2 separate regions of the Mus musculus genome follow, and region 2 is linked to region 1. A link is a loop called in an ENCODE intact Hi-C map of the cell type or tissue named here. Cell type or tissue: left cerebral cortex. All regions are shown on one strand. Each heading gives the region's core, and the rest is flanking DNA. Links, peaks and the distances in the headings are about the cores only. Region 1 has its middle 36 kb from the start of Gm40577. Region 2 holds the start of Mir341 (microRNA 341).

Evidence for each region. A loop is a pair of places that touch in the nucleus more often than their neighbours do. Peaks named below come from ENCODE experiments on the same cell type or tissue, not always from the same donor. Only the 100,000 strongest peaks of a DNase experiment are listed, where the experiment ranks them.
Region 2: a loop joins it to region 1, with 2.7 times the contacts of the local background. A loop is called at or near these places in 3 of 42 quality-filtered maps.

What each region holds. Positions count from the first base shown.
Region 1 is chr12:110,377,747-110,386,346 of GRCm38, forward strand. No RefSeq gene overlaps it. Among named protein-coding and RNA genes, the nearest start is that of Gm40577, 36 kb to the right of the region's middle. In left cerebral cortex, for the core only: a CTCF peak has its summit at 207 (motif pointing right); DNase peaks (open chromatin) are centred at 216, 3,767 and 7,472.
Region 2 is chr12:109,605,239-109,613,838 of GRCm38, forward strand. Rian (RNA imprinted and accumulated in nucleus) reads left to right here. Exons shown (of 21, transcript NR_028261.1): 2 at 976-1,103. It overlaps Mir341 (microRNA 341), which reads left to right and starts at 6,262; the gene lies at 6,262-6,357. Mir1188 (microRNA 1188) reads left to right here and starts at 6,584; the gene lies at 6,584-6,703. In left cerebral cortex, for the core only: CTCF peaks have their summits at 4,019 and 7,534 (motif pointing right); no DNase peak of the experiment used is centred there.

The DNA of each region.
Region 1 (8,600 bases), core at 96-8,095:
GAGGCTGAGGTGGGGTGGACAGTGCACACAGGATTGAAAGGACAGAACCACCACCCTCTAGTTTTGTGGTCCAGGGTCTTGGGGAAGCTCTTCACCTCCGAATAGCCCTATGGACAGAAGTTTAAACATCCTCTTCTTCCTTAATTCAGCACTATGACTCATGACTCACACCGAGCCTTGTCCATTCCACCCCTGCCAGCAGGGGGCGTACTAGTCCGTTCCACAGCAGTGGGCGTGCTGATCTGTTCCATCCCTGCCAGCAAGTTCTGTGCCAGGGGCTGTGCCGGGCTGTGTTGGGGCCGTAACACGCTGTTGAGTTGTTCCCGGTAACTGGAACCTTATAAACTTCATTCTCATCATCTTCTTAAGAGGATTTTGGGATTTTCTTAAGAATCCCATCAGTGGAGAATGCACCTAATCCTGCAGAGACTTGATGCGCCAGGGTGGGAGGATACGGGGAGGGGGGGGGTACCCTCTCAGAGAAGAAAGGGAGGGGGAGGGGAACTCTGTGAAGGGGTGGCTGGGATGGGGCAGCATTTGAGATGTTAACTAATTCATTAAAAGAATCCCACTCGTGACTGCAGAATTTTCCAGGCTGAAGAAATGGCCAGTGTCTGGCTTGGAAAGCTCACATCCTCCTTGTAGACGCAGATCAGGCAGAGCCCGCATACCCACCAGGCCCTGGGGCAGCCCCCTTCTCCTCTCAGCTGCATAAGCCTCAGAGAGCCCAGGCCTGGGGATGTGAAACACATCCTGTGGTCCAGGAATGACAGTGCATTTCTTTAATTTTTCAATTCATGTCCCAACTAACAGCATTTCCAAGGACCCCCATCCAGGTAGATGAGGGGTGTCACGTGTGGGTCTGTTGAATTCCACCACTTGAGAATGCATCTCCCTTTCCCCTTCCTGGGAGCCATTACACCCATTGGCCGTCTTAAAAACCCTGCATGACCTTTGTCCTAGAAATTACTTCTGGGAATCGATATTAATAATAAAGACAGTTCCTCGTCTGATAATTTGGTATTGTACATGGACAAAGCAGAAAGGGCCTTACAGGAGCAAAGGGGGTTAAACTGTACAATCTCTGCTTCAGCCATGCCCTAGAATATGAATAAATACACAGGGATGGCTCAGCGGTTAAGCACACTGGCTGCTCTTCCAGAGGACCTGGTTCGATTCCCAGCACCCTCATGGCAGCTCTGAACCATGTGTAATTCCAGGTCCAGGGATCCAGTCTTCTTCTGCGCACACACACACCCATGGTACACATGTTCACACATGAGTGCAAAGCACTCACACACATAAGATACAGATAAATCGGAGGCTGGTGAGATGGCTCAGCGGTTAAGAGTGCCGACTGCTCTTCCAAAAGTCCTGAGTTCAAATCTCAGCAACCACATGGTGGCTCACAACCATCCGTAACAAAATCTGATGCCCTCTTCTGGAGTGTCTGAAGACAGCTACAGTGTACTTACATTTAATAAATAAATAAATAAATATTTTTTTAAAAAAGATACAGATAAATCAATCAGGCACTGTGTGAAAGTGTCTCAGATGGCTGTCAATAAAAAAAAAGCAAACAGAAGCTGGGCAGTGGTGGTGCACACCTTTAATCCTAGCACTTGGAAGGCAAAAGCAGGCAGATCTCTGAGTTCAAGGCCAGCCTGGTCTACAGGGTGAGTTCCAGGACAGCCAGGGCTACACAGAGAAACCCTGTCTCGAAAAACCAAAAAAAAAAAAAGCAGACAGCAAAGCACCGTGGAGTGAACACCATCAGGTTCCAAAAACATGGCTACATCTAAGGCTGTACCTAACGTATGCCGAGGAAAAATGACATAAAATGCTAATGACGTTCCTTTCTGGGGGATTTCTCTCACCTTTAAAAAGTTGTCTGCCTTTTTTTTCCCCACTCATACAATGAATCAGTAATGCATCTCTTGTTTCTGAACATGTTGCTGGGACTGGCTGCTTGGCTCCGATCCCTTCCTGAACACCTTGGGACAAGTCACCTGACCTCGCTGCTTCGGGCTTCTCACCTGTACAATGCCGGCAGCAGCTGCCTCGGTGTTTGAGGGTTGAAGTTAATGTATGCAAAACATGGAGCTTGTGAACTCGGAGATAATAACACCCCAGTGCCAGCTGTTTTTATTATTTGCTTAATTTTCTACATATAAACATGTCACTGCACAGCTCCAGGGGTACCGCAGTGCCAGCTAGACTCCAATGGAGAGGAGATTAAGCCAACACTCACACCCGATTAATCCGAGGCGGTTGGGAGCAGTGATTAATTCAGAGCAGTTGGGACGATGCTGTGTGAGCACACTAAGCAGAGCCTTGTTGAAGGTTTTGATCATTTTCTTAAGAGCATGCGAGGCATGGCACTGAACGGCCTCAAGCAGGGTGGTGGTCAGAGTCCGCTGGGTTGAAACTCCATGTCTACACTGTGTGCTGAGGACTGGAGTCTTCCCATAAGACCGCGGCGGGTATAGAACCAGACAGAAGCTGGCCGCCCTAGAAAAGCACCTCGCCCTCACCCTGCTCAAACCCCAGCAACTCAGGACCTTCAGGAAGTGGACTCCCCACCCTGCCACATACTTGGAGAGAAAAATTGGTCGGGGGTATAGCCGGGCTAAATCTGAAGTGACTAGAGGGGGACACCCCAGAAAGTCTCAGAGGCCATGCCTTCTGGTGGGCCCACCACTCCACACAGAGACATCCCATGGATGGATGGACACCAGGGGTTCTCGGGTGGCCTAGCTGTGGGGTCCCTGAAGGCAGACAGCCCCCACACGTGAGTGCCCTACCCGGGCCCAGGTCCTTGGTCATCTCTGGAACTCTGACAGGCCTTAAAGGAGTCGTGGGATCCTTCTCTCTCTTCTGCAGTCAGATCTCTGTCCCTTCCTGACTGTCCCTTCATGTTCCCCAGTCCCCCATCCAGGCATCTCTGTCCCTGCATGATGTCCCACCCATGATGTCTCTTTTCAGACTGTGTACCCTAGAAGGCAGAGATTGCCCTGAGCTGGGAGGTAACAGTACTTGGGCTTAATAGACACTCAATAAATATTTGGGGAAGTGGATTTGTGCAGGGAACAGAGTTGAGAAGAGAAAGCAGAGGCGAGTGGGTCTCAGCTCTTCTCTCCGAGCCCCTGACGCTGTGTTATGATGTAGCCTGCTTCACTTCACGCGATGGTCTCTGCAGGAGTCAGAGACCATCCCAGGACCTAGCTTGATGTCCCCAGGTAGGTTAACACTTTTTAGTGGATCCCTAAGAGCCTGACATCTGAGTGATCCCCAATTCTCCAAGACTCCCTTCCTTTGACTAGAACTAAGCATTAAGTACTTCCAGGCAGGGTGTCACATACAGAAGTGCTCAGTGCATGCATTCTCTTGCCATTTGCCCTTCAGACTGGGGATGATAGCATCAGGTGGGGGCCTGACCATGTCCTCCCTCAGCTCCCTGCTCTGTGGGCTGTGTGACTTGGTACTTCGGGCTGGCCAGCGTGGGAGGGGTTGGGGATAAAGCACCTCCTAAGGAAGGCCATCTGACAGCTCCAGGACCGTGGTGACAAGTTAATGAGTTCCACTGCGGTTACCCAAGGCACACGTCTGGGCCACGAGGCCGGCTGTCTGCCGTGTTGACCTTTAAAGGTGAGCATTTAACGCCCACGATCACTCACCTCTGATCGAATGTTCTGAAGATGAAGCCTGTCGGCGGGGAAAGTGATCACTCTGCCTCCCGCCCCCACACGACACTGTCCTCCCTTCTGAGTCATCGCACAGCTTTGCAAGACTGGTTCCCTCCGGCTCTGGCTGGAAAAACAGTACTTCCTGCCCTGCCTGCTGTTGACTGCCAGCCCAAGGCCCCTTCACCCCCAGCCCTCTTTCCACATAACTCTTTGATCCCAATCCATTCTTAAGCTCCTTGTCCACCCATCTCTGCAGTCGCTGATCAGGGAGGATCACCCCCCGCGCCCCAGGGGGAGACTCACTACAGAGAACAGGAGCTAAGCTAATCCAAGCTCACAAGGCGCCTATGGGTGTCATTTTATTCAGTAGGAAGCCCAGCAGCAGAGTAGGTTCCAAGGTGGGCTGACTCAACAGCTCTTTGTTGACCCCAAAGGTTGGCCTCTGGCCCCCTATACCTGTCTGCAATGTGTCCCCCACCACAGTTTGTTCCCAAAAGTGCATATTGCCTGTCTGTCCACGGAAACAAATCAACAGCCATTATGGATATTCGAAACATGATACATAGAACTGGCATATAAGCCAGCAACCCAAAGGAAATGAATACACGACACCAAAAAGACACCTACACGCCTCTGTACAACAGAGACCATTACAGAAAACCACAGCTGCTCAGAATGCAGAGAACAAGCCAGCAGGGCACTGCCCCGGTTGGTACATCAGCACTACAGTTCCTTCACCTAAGGCTTGGGGAAACTTTACAAAAGAGAGAACAGAAAGATTGCAGTTTTCCAGAAGACCAGAAAGTCAGCTGTGAGATTGTGTCCACTAGAAATAACAAAGTTTACTCATGATACCTCAACAATATGGCTGCCCTGGATAAGTACAGGAAGAGGGAAATCTCACAGGGCTGCACCCCTACACAGAGCGCCAAGGGTTCAGGAATGAGGCCCAACTGGTTATCCAATACCAAGTGGTCAGCCCTGAAATTGAACATACACTAAAGGGTGTGTGTGTGTGTGTGTGTGTGTGTGTGTGTGTGTGTGTGTGTGTATAAGGGGGTAGGAATGACAATTAAAGGAGAAGAGACCATGAATTTGACAAGGAACAAGGAAGGGGACATGGGAGGGACTGGAGAGAGCAAGAGGAAGGGTAGAAATAATGTAATTATATTCTAATCTTAAAAATAATTAAATCATGTATTAGAAAAACAGGACACCTACCTGCACTCCCATGTTTGTTGTAGAAGTACCCACCCCAAGTAACCAGTGCTCAGACATGGAAAACATGGCGGACCTACCCAGGAGACTATTCCTCGGCTCTAAAAGGGATGAAATTGGGGCTGGAGATATGGCTCAGCAGTTAAGAGCACTGACTGCTCTTCCAGAGGTCCTGAGTTCAATTCCCAGGAACCACATGGTGGCTCACAACCATCTGTAATGGGATCTGATGCCCTCTTCTGGTGTGTCTGAAGACAACAACTATGTACTCGTATAAATAAAATAAATAAATAATTTAAAATTTAAAAAAGAGAGAGAGAGAATAGACCTCGAAATGACTAGAAAAGCAGCTGTGTGATTTCCAGTACATAAAAGGATTACAGGTTGAAGATATGCCAGTGGCCCCAACTTGATCATGCGCATACGCTGAATAACTTATCATCATGTTCCCATACACACACACACACACACACACACACACACACACACAGGTCTCAAGTGTTGGAAACTTCATCCCGAAAGTCATGTTTATGGTGTCTGAACATGGAGCCTTTGAGAGGTGGTTCTGGCTGGATGCCATCACCTACATAGAGCCTACAAGACTGCATTGATGGCTCCTAAGAGAAAGAAAACAGCCAGGCATGGTGGCACACACCTTTAATCACAGAATTTAGATCTCTCAGTTCGAGGCCAGCCTGGTCTACATAGCAAGCCCCAGGACCCTGGAGAGAGAGAGAGAGAGAGAGAGAGAGAGAGAGAGAGAGAGAGAGAGGAGCCTGCATGCTGTCTCTGTTTATTGTATAATGACCCTATTGTGTTTTGATTCAACCGTGGTCCTTCCTCATCTCCAGATCCTGGTACCCTGCTCTTGGGCTTGTAGCCTCCAGAACCACACCCTGTCCTTTATACATAGTCTCAGGTACTTATCATCAGAACTTATCAGTACTTATCAACATAAACAGTCCCCACCTCTCTTCTGCCTGCCTCCTGAGGCCAAGATGGCAGCCTCCAGGCTCCAGCTGCTCTCTGGGGACTTCCTCTTTTTCACAGGAACCTGCCCTCAGTAGGGTCATTATTATTCTGGTCTCTGAGACAGTAGGGGGGCTTGTCCGCTGGGCAGCTCAGGGCAGCTGTAGACAGTGTCTGGTGCTTCCTACTGCTCAGTCAGATGAGGTCTGGGCCCAGCTTAGTTCTTTGTTCTGCAAGGAGTAGAAACAGTTCCTTCTCTTTCTGGTCATGTTCCGGCTTCCATAACCTTCCACTCTGTCTTCAGAGAGCGACTCTGGACTAGCTTCCAAGTAAAGAAGAATAGATTTTGTTAGTTGTTCTGTCACTTCTCCACTCGTGAGGGTGTGTGTGTGTGTGTGTGTGTGTGTGTGTGTGTGTGTGTGTGTTAGGAGTTGGTGGGGGTGGTCCTGTGTAGCCCAGGCTGGCCCTGAACTCACTCTGTAGCCAAGAAAGACTCTGACCTCTTGATTCTGCTGCCTCTGACTCCCTAGTACTGGATCAGGCAGTGTGCCACATCAGGTCCCCACGTAGCACTAGGGCTGGGTCCCAGGACTTCGTGCGTGCTGGGTAAGCACTCTGCCTACCGAGCAATACTCTAAGCTTTATGGATACTTTTACATTTTTATTATGATTACTCAAAATCTGATTCTTTACAAAATTTTATAATGAATCTTAGAAATTAAAAACAATTTGTTTTATTAACTAAAACAAATTTATTTCACTACAGAAAAAAAAAAAGTCTGGGTTGGCGAGATGGCTCAGCCAGTAAGAGCACTGACTGCTCTTCGAAAGGTCCTGAGTTCAAATCCCAGCGACCACATGGTGGCTCACTACCACCCGTAATGAGATCCAACATCCTCCTCTGGTGCTTCTGAAATCAGCTACAGTGTACTTATGCATAATAATAAATAAATCCAAAAAAATCAAAAATAAAAAGTCTAATATACTTCAAACACACCAACCCATTGAAGGTATTTTGGGAAATGAAAACCTCAAGAAGCCTCCCCGCCCCGCCCCGCCCCGCCCCGCCCCGCCCCGCCCCGCCCCATCAGACTACATTGTATATTATCCACATGTAGAAGTAATGGTTACATCTTGGGAAATTTTCAAATATTTAATTCCTGAACAAAATGCCAAGAAACAACTTCATACATCCTATCTTGTTTAAGATTTTTAAAATTATTTATACTTTCCAACATTTAATAATCCAGACTTTTTTAAACTCTTAAAAATTGTTATTTTTCAGAGGCTAGGAAAGCCTCAGGTCTCCTTAAGTATTTCTTGTCTAAATGGATGTAATTTTACAGATATTTTTATTCCCTCTATAATTGACAACGTTTTAATTAAAGCTGGAAAGTTATCAGAGTCGCAAGACAAGCAGTAATCCCCCCCAAAAGTCTAAATCGTTAATTAGGCGACATAATGAGAATTGTCGAACGTTGGGATTCATGTGGCCCGACAATCATCCCTGAGGCAGCCTGCAAGCCTTATTTGGAGTCATCCAAGCAGGCAAGGGCGCCAGCCACTCGGTGCCAGCACAGAGCCGAGCCACGCGTGCTCTGTGACCTTTTCTAAGCACCCTGAAGCACGAATTAAGAGGCAAAGTTCTTTGCTGAGATCGATCGGGCCCGGTACCCGATGGAGCCCAAGGAGCTGCTTACAAGGTCCAGCAATTACGAGCTAAAGCAGAAATGACTCGCGTAATTGCAGAATCGCTCATTTTAACAGCCTGATTGGAAACTGTCAACACTGTGTGTCTAAGACTAACGAAGCAAGGGAAATGGAGAAGGTGACATTTTCCGATAATATTATTAGTAAACGAATTGACTACACGTCGGATGACAAGGAAGACGCCGCTCCAAAGGTTTATTAACGCCCCCCCCCCACCAGAAGTTTTCATTTGTAGATCGATACATCTGCGCATTAATACATATCTAATTGGGTTCCATTAATAGCAGAGATCAGAACCCCTAAAAGAAAGACAAGAAGGATGCTTCTTGCTCTTTAAGGCAATTCCAAAACAAATCACAGGAATGAAGCAATCAGCCTGGTAACTTAATACCTGGTGATGCATAAGCTCATCACAGAGGCCCCATGGTGTCCTGGGCAGAGGTGACTTAATAATGGAAGATGTAACAGCTCTCCTCCATTAAGACTTTTCTAGAAAGCCCTGAGATGCATGAAATATGTGTTATTATGCACAGCTGCTGGTGTAGAATCCATGCATGCCAATCTGACATCCCCATCAAATCATAGGATCGCATGGGTGCATCTCATAAAATCCACACTGTGACAGTACAGTCTGCTTCGACGTGATGTGGGGAAATGACACCCTGCGGGCCCGAGGCACCCTGCCAAAGTGGTCATCCAAAGGAGATTTGTTGAGTTCAAGAGCCAAGCGATGAAATGGGGGCAGAAATGTGAAAACGATCCTCACTTAGTGCGTCGCAGTCGGCTTCAAAAACCCGTGTACTTAGCTTGACACCTTTGACACCTGAATGAACTTAATTGGAAATTGTAAGGACCATCAGGCCAGGCTGTCCTTCAACAACACAGGCTGCGAAAAGCACTTTCAAATGTGCAGGAATCCAGGAAATATATTCACAAGCCCTTCCCCAGGAATGTACTAGAAGGAAGGCTGGTGGTGAGCACTGAATATGCTTAATTACAGGTCCATGACTAACGGGA
Region 2 (8,600 bases), core at 354-8,353, 770 kb before region 1:
CAGTGCGCTACTTGGATGATTTAGTGATGCTGATGCCAGGACCCTCTGCGTTAGACCCTGAAGGTACACAGTAATAGTGTGGGTTGCTCAAGAGTCAAGCTGTCAGGGCACGTAGCATGGCCTCGGCTCGTTACCAGCAAGCAGGCTGCACAGTTGAGACACATACCACTTCTGTGTTTATTTCTCTAGAGGACCGTGTCCCCTGTGCCAGCATCTATCTCAAGTCACATTCCCCTGGAGTTCCCATTCCATACAGCTAATCCCCTAGAACACGGGCCAGCGCATTAGCTTTCTGGGCCTCTTAAGGACCAAAGAGGAAAATGTTCCCCCATGGGTACATTGCAGACGTTGAGGGTCGGATTGGAAGTGAAATCACAGCCTAGGCTCACACCTGCTAGCTGCATGTCACTGACAGGCTGAGCGGACTGCGGCGTCAGCGCAGAAGCACAGAAAATAAAAATTAAATTTAAAAAAAAAAAAAAAGGAAGAGAAAAAAATATAAACCTTGACTCCCCTTTTGAGTCCCTTTGTGCTGAGAATTTGTTTTGGGCACCCACAACTTTAATCGAATTTGTTTTTTGATTATTCCCTTTGCTTGTTTATTTGTTTGTTTGTTTGTTGTTTGGCCAGTAAAATCCTCCAAAAGAATAAACAACAACCATAACAAAGAGCCATTAAAAAAAAAACCCCATGCAAAATATTTATTGTAATTGTACAGCAAAAGTACTGCTAATTAATTTGGTGGTTGGTAAAAGTCCATGTGGTTGTAGGACTGAGCCCCTCCCTCATCTATAGCCCCCTCCTCAATTTAGCTGCTGTGGTCCTCCTGGGCTCCTGCATTTTTCTGTACATTTGCACACCTCTATAAACACACCTTTCCAGAGTCCCTGACTTTTTTTCTTTCGTGCGGAGGCTGTTTCAGAGCTAGCGTTCTTCCTTTAGCATTTTGTATCAGCTTGTTTTCCTCCCCTCCAGAATTGCTTGGCCATAACAAAGATCCATTGCCTTTCTGATGACACCCAGCACCTCGGATTCTGTATACACGGGAGGTGATTTAAGCATCTTACTGCCACCCTGAAATCTGGGGTCCTTTATCCTGGCAGGTGTAAGTAATTGCTGAGTGCCTTGGATCTGGGGAGAGAGCTCCCGAGCCCTTATGACATTATTACAAATGAATATATGAATGCATACGTTAGCGGAATGAAAGGCACTGTGCCTCGGACCAACGATGGGAAACTGTCTTGGAACAAAAGATCATGATTAATCTGGTCCATTGTAAAATCCAGACGTCCATTAAAAGACAATAGGTTTGCGCATTTCCCTCTTTTTAAGAGCTGTTTAATATTCCGGTGTACGTATGCAACACCCTGTTCTGTTATTGAAAATGCCAGCTGTCCTGTTCCCTTCCTGGAGAGTGCGTGCAGATAGAAGCCTGGTGAACATCCTTCTCATCAGGGCAGGTCAGGGTTCCTGTTTGTTCAATATGGTATTTAAAAAATAAAACCATAAATACATCCATAAAAGTGTTCTCTGCAAGGATCAGCGAGGAGGGCACACCACACACACCCACATTTTAATTAATGTGATCCAGCTCAACTGATGGCCGATTAAAGAGAGCTAAGCTGTTTTCATTTTATGCCATTGCTGATGGCACCACAGAGAACATTCTGGTAGCTAGCCTGGTGAACACATCCCTCTGTTTATCCCAGCCCCTTAGCGGTGGGCTAGCTGAGTAAATGGTTTGCACAGATTTGTTTTCACTGAGAAATCTTTCTAAAATACCAGTTTGCTCCCGTGTAGCCTTCTAGCCCTTTCGCTGACTTCCCAGAGCTTCTGGGATTAAGTCCAAGGGGAAAGGAAAAAAGCCTGATACAAAAGTCCGGTGTTCAACGGCTTGTACCCTCCTAATACTCCCCACCCCACGCCTTTCCCCCCACTGGACACACTGTGCTTAAGCTGAAGAATAAGCTTGACACCCATCTCCTGATAGCACCCCCATAGTTAGGCGTGTGCCCCACCCTGTGTCCAAAATTTCCCAGTCCATGGTCTTGAACTGCAATGCCTTGCTTATAGGATTTCCTATTCTAAGGCTATTCCCCCTGTCCCCCCTCCCCGCCCAGTGTAATTAACAAAATGGGTCAGAGGTTAATCACCATGTTCTTTTGCCCCTTCCAGAAGACCCTTTTGTGTTTTCCCGACACTTACTTCGGAGACCGCCCCTCTAAGCAGAGGGCCATGTCGCCTGCTGCGTGTTGCTGGTGAGTCTGCATATCGCCGTAATACTACACATGGAATGACACACTCCTGTGCACACACCTGTACACACATGCACCTCATAGTTGTGATTAATTTTACAATGTGACTATAATCTCTCAGCTTGCTCCTTGCCCTCTCGTCCCAGGATACAGGATAGGGAAAGAGCTGTGACAAATCAGTTATAAAACATACAGGTCTGAGAGTGGACATTTGTGTCTTTGAGTCGGCCTTGCCTCTAGGGTCAAAGGACGTGGCATGTGTGTGTAGGGTGAGATGGCGTCGGTACCCTTTCCTTTTTAGTGTGGGAGTAGGCTTGTCAATCATAAGTAGCCATCTTAACTCCCATCCAGATACTGCATGGTCTCTAGCTGTGTGTCCTTAGGTAGCCCAGGAGTGTCTCTGTGTTTTGGTTCCTTCCTTTCATTTTTCTTTAAAAATCCAGAATCTCTCACACAGGCCCATTGAGATGTCTCTGAGAAAAATAACTCATATAAGTCATCTGGCATAGGAACACAGGCAGGGTACTCAGTAAAATCCAAGCTTCCCTAGCCCAGCCCAACCCAGCCTGGCCCAGCCCGGCGCGACCCGACCCAGCCCAGCCCAGCCAGGTACCACCCATTCCCTCCCTCTTCAAGGCAGCTCTGCCTTTTCAGAGAACATGACTGACAGACGCAAAACAAAAAGCCTCCAGGATGAATAACGCCCCCGGCTCCCCTACCCAAGCCCTGACCCCTTTTAGACCCTCCCAAGGTACCCCTGTTCTTCCTCAAACGCCTGGGGGTCGGCCCAGCTACCCTACTGCTTTTAATTGGGTTCCCCTGTAATTTGGTAGGGAGTGAATCTTATTTTCATATAAATAAATAAAAGAAATCAGATTGCGCACAGGAAGCATTTAGAGGCTCTTATTTCACTGCCTTCAGCATGAATGACTCCCGAGAAATAGTGGGGGTGGTCTCCAGATGACCCCCAGAAAGCTTAGCTGCTCAGTGGTACAGAAACGCCTGGCCTGACTCACTAAGCCGTCTGTGTGCTGTGCGTTCAGGGGAAGTGCAACTTGCCTGTCGCCCCTTACACAGAAGGGACCCTCCTTGTTTGCCTGCACAAAGGCGCCTCTCTCTCTCTCTCTTCAATGTTTTCTTTCTTCACTGGTCAGGCAGATGGTTCCTCCATGTGCGACCCTGCCACAGAAACCCATTTCTCAACTCCCTCAAGCCTGTATTTCATCCCCTGCCTTGAGCAACAGGAGTTATCAGAGGTGGAGTGTTCCCTCCCTTCCCAGCAGGGGCTAAAGGGCTTGCTGCCCTGTGACCCCAGCTCCTGGGCTGGACTTTGGGTGGCTTTCCAAATTCACAGGGAATCCAATCTGAGCCCGGCAGGGTCTTCAGTCACCTTTAACCAGAAATATTTAATCACAAACCTGTGAGAGTGTGTGTCAACGCACTTGTGCATGCAAGCACGTGCACACACACATACACACACACACGCTGGGCCCCCTGGACCCTCTCCCCACATAAAAACAGCAAGGTTAGTGACACGTATGATTGTCACATTGCCAAATGTCAAATGCCCACATCCAGAGCTCTCAACAAATCCTTTAATCACAAAACAACATCACAACAGCACCAGCAATAAAACCACCCAAACGCCAAAGCTCTGGGGGTCCAGGCTGCCTCCCCAGCAACCTTAACCCAGAAGCAGCCAGGCAATCTTGTGGACACTGGCTCTCTGACCTGCAACACGATGCTGCCCCCACTTGGCGGGTCAGAGCAGCCGACCGACCTTGAGGCCCCCAGATCCTGTTGTCAAGAACTGGACAGTCACAGGCAGAAACCAGGGGAACTTTTCTCAAACAATTCTATCATTAGCATTTCCTTTCCTGCCGTTTTGGAGATATTTTTTCTCCATTGGGATATGCCCTTCTCAAGGCTTCATCAGGTCAGGTCATCCTGATTATTTCATAGACAAGAAACCCCAGCCACCTTCACAGCTGGCCCCTGAAAGTACACACTCACACATACTCCACATATACTGAGTACAAGCCCAGGAGCAATGACAAGAGTCTCCCATAGAAACTACACAGCACAGGTGTGTCTGGTTGAGGGGTATATCTGCTAAAAGCCCCCAGTGAAACCCCCATTAATAGGCTAGCATTTCAGCCACAGCCATCAGTGCCCAGGCTCCTGAGTCTTCCCACTAGGTAGGGTGCTTTTCCAAGCCTCCCACCCTATTCAGGTCATGCAGCCCTCTGACTCTGTGGCTAGCATCTAGCCTCCAGAAAAGTAGCCTGCTTTTTCTATGACCAGCTGATACCTCAACCAGACAGACCCTTTTTCTATGCCCCCCACCCACTTTACCAGACTGTTACCTTACAGATGATTCAGGCTAGCACTCCTGAAATCAGCCAGAGAAGACTCTTAGCTGCTCCAGCTGGCCCTCCCTTAAGGAGGAGTTGGACAGCTCCCACCAACCCCCACTCTCCCAAAGCACTCTCCCCCAATCACAGTGCTTCTCCCTCAGTGCCTCAGTGGTACTACGCTACCAATCAGGGTGCCATTGCCATTTAACCTCTGGTGAGGGTCACGGCAAAGGCCACCCATCCTTGTCCTGACCCCTGCCAGGTACCCTCCAGCCAGCCCCACTTGTTGGCTCCCGACTGGGCACTGGGGCTGCTTCTCAAAAGCCTGTCCCTTTGGGCTGCTAGCCAGCTAGAGAAACCTGCTGCAGCTTCCCCATCACCTACCGGCCTGCCTCTCTGCTCGGGTGCCTCCAGTAGCAGTGAGCTCTCTCTCCCCAGCCGCTTGCTTGGGGGCTCACGTACTGAGACGCTCCTCTCAGCCCTCCCCTGTCTTTTACATCAGCCTCCGCAGCTCCAACAGCAGCCTGCTTATGTCTCGGCCCTCAGGTCTTTAGAGGAGGCAAGCTCCCTCTCTTCAGGGTCCTCTCTGTGCTGTCGTCAATAGCAAAACCCCCACCCACCCTGAGAATAAATTTGGGGCCTCTTCCACCTGTCTGGGGGTGCTTCTCCTATGCTCTCTTGCCATTGGTTACTGAGCCTTTTGCCCTGCTGTTCTTCCAGCAGCCCAGGGGAGGGCGTGGTGCTCCCCTTAGGGGAGGGGGGGCAGCTGCTCTGTCTCTAGCTCTTAATCAGCTCTGAGACCCTCTCTCCCTCTCTCTCTCTCTCTCTCTGTCTCTCTGCCCCTTCACCAGTTGCTAGGGAGAAGCCTCTGAATGCAAAGCCCCCTGTTTTCTATTTTTTTTTCTTTTTCCTGACTGAGCAGTGGCTGCCTGGCCAGCTCCGTTTGACCTGCAGAAGTGGGAGCTACAAGAGCAGCTGCAGTAGAGCCAGGGGGCTCTCAAGCTGCACAGCTAAGCTTGACTCTCCCTCTGTAGCCGTGAGGCCACACAATTCCCTTTAGTTTTCAGAGTCTCGGGCTTTCCCTGTGAAATGAAGATGAGAGTTTTTCTCTCACCGGCTTGAAGTGAGGACTGAAGCAGATGAGAGTAGCTTAGCCTCCACCAGACACTTTATAAACGCTCGTGGAGTCGCCAGTGGGATCCAGGAGGAGGGTGACATGTAACAAGTGTCATAAGAGAGACAACAGTCTGGCTTTTCAAAGCTCCATGCTGCATACACGCTACAACATCTCCTGGCAGAGTCCCCTCTGCAGGCTTAATCACACAAATCAAGCCAGCCCGGAGGCAGCTCTTAGCCTGAGGAACTCACAGGAGATGTGGGAGATGTGGCAGGCAGCAGAAAGCCCTGCAGAGCCCACATCTGCATTTACTAGCATTTGCATGGTTTATAACAAGCATTTGGGTTTATAAAGCAGAGAGACACATACAGAGATATTCCTTCCCTGTCTCTCCCTTGAAGTGACAGCTAAGATAAGGAGGCAGCATGCTTAGGGCATGGTATAGCCTCTGGGAAATGGCTAACTCTCCACTCATTCACACCAGACACTGCAACACTCTTACCTCCTAGATCACTAGGGTGAGGTTAGGGTTAAAATGATGATGTCAGTTGGCCGGTCGGCCGATCGCTCGGTCTGTCAGTCAGTCGGTCGGTCGATCGGTCGGTCGGTCAGTCGGCTTCCTGTCTTCGAACTGCAATCATTCTTATGAGAAAACAAACAGGAAATACTTTGCCACACACCAATGCAATCAGGGTGGGTGATGGCAGTCGGGATTCAAGTCACCCTAGTTGAAGCCCTGAGCTGGGTGGGCTGTCTGTCCAGAACTCACATGGGAAATTTCACAAAGAGGAAAAGTCTCATGATCTCCATTGGATTGGTGAAGACACCATGGCACAGAAAAGCAAAGAAGTCCAATACTCACAGTCTCCCAGCTGGTGTGAGGTTGGGCCAGGATGAAACCCAAGGCTCTCCGAGGCTCCCCACCACACCCTGCTGCTGAAGACTGCCTAGCAAGGCTGTGCCGAGTGGTGTGGGTGGGCAAAGGATGGATTGACTAGTTATAAGCACCTCCCAGAAGTCCTTGAGATCTCAGCTATTTTGTGGCCCAATCCCTTTGAAGGGCAGGGTCAAAATTAGGTGTAGGCACCTACCTATTAGCGGAGGCTTATGAAAATGACATTATTAACCTGATGCAGAGAGGGCCCTATTCATCTGTAATTAAATTATAAATAGAGTTAGTGGGGGGCTAGGGTCTCTGTGTATTGACTGCAGTCTAGAGTGCTCAGAATTTTCCAGGGCTCTGGTGAACTTTTCGATGAAAAGTGTCACCTCTGAGCATCTGGGGCTTAAAGCTGGGAACAGAGACCTCCTAAGGCAAGCCCCTCACACTAGGGATGTGCCCTATACTGACCCCTTTATGGTGGGAGAGCCCCCGACCACCTCCTCAAACACAAACTTAGACCCTGACCTTCCTCTCATCTCAAGTTGCCATCTGTGAGAGAGAAATGGAAACTGAACCTTCTGAGAGACAATCCCATTCCTGTGTGATAAGAGAGGGGAACCAAACATCCTTCAAAGAGACAGCCTTCTCCCAGAAACTTTCCTGGTTATTGCTACGGTTGCCAGACACCTGTCTGCTTGTCAGAGCTGTATTCAACAGGATAACTCTGGCAACTTCCCTTCCTTCAGAGGGAGATGTGGATGGGGATAGAGGAGTGGAGAGGGGACTCTTAAAAAGGAGCAGAAAGCAGAGTTCTGCATCCGATAGAAGTTGGGCCACTTAAGATTTGTGCCAACTCACGGTGCAGTGGAAATGGTCTGAAATCTTTAAACAGCAGCCAAGAGTCTGTGGCGCCCCCAAGTGCCACAAGGGGGCTGCCTGGGCTACAGTTTTTGCGTTCCCAAATGAGGAGGGGGGAGACACGAAGAGGGACCTACGCTTTGGATTTCTGCGGCAGCGCTTTTAATTGCAGCAGATGCAGAGGACGCAGGCAGGCAGGCGGGCGGGCGGGCGGGCGGGCGGGCAGGCGGGCGGGCGGGGGGCGACAGTGTCCCGGGTGGCTTCAGGCTGCACCTCTCCCACAGAGACTGTGCTGCAGTGCAGCAGGAGCTGCGGCGGGCGAGTGGCTGAGGGTCGGAGCTGTCCAGTGTCTGCTTTCCAAAGTGAGGAATGAAAGATGAAGGAGAGGGCTTGCAGGCAGTGCGAAGTGGCCAGGAGCCCAGGAAACCCAAGGGAAGAGTGAAGAAGAGCCTGTGGTTTTTGCAGGAGGGCCAGAAAAGTGTGGGCTCTGGGAACGATGGAGAGTCATAAGGGGTTAGTGGACCAGCAGGTCTTGGGGTCTCAAGGTGAGTCAGTTTGCTGTCCTGTGACTGAGCGCAAACTCAGGCGGGGGGCTGAGAGCAGCCGAGGCGGGGCGGCTGCAAACAGCGATAGGGGGAAAAGCATCAATTCTTACCTTTCGAGCAAGGCTTAATTAAAAAAAAGAAAGAGAGAAAGAAAGAAAAAAAACGAAAACTAGACAGTGTGACTGAGCCAGTTACTCGATGTGTGTGACAGGTGACAGTGCTGTTCTCTTAACTAAATTGGCACAGTGTCCCAGCAGAAAGATACGCAGGTTGCTGGTTTTGCCCTAAGGAGAGATGCTGCTGCGGGGTCTTTGCAGCTCAGTGGGGAGGGTCTGGCGGTGCTAGAGGTCCCATCAGGGAGTAGATGGTGTGAATCTGGTGGGTGTCTGTTTCTAGAGTGCCCCCCAACACTTTCCCTTCAGTCCACCCAGTTTGCAGGGAGTGTTTCTTCGGTCCCGTGCTGTTTCAGATCCTTGTAAACCAGCCTCAGGATGCTGTGTTTCCTTTATTGAGTACCCAAAGCCCCCTCCGAGCTGTTAAGCGTTTCTCTGGACGCCGTCGGCACCTCTGCACTCCATTTTTCAC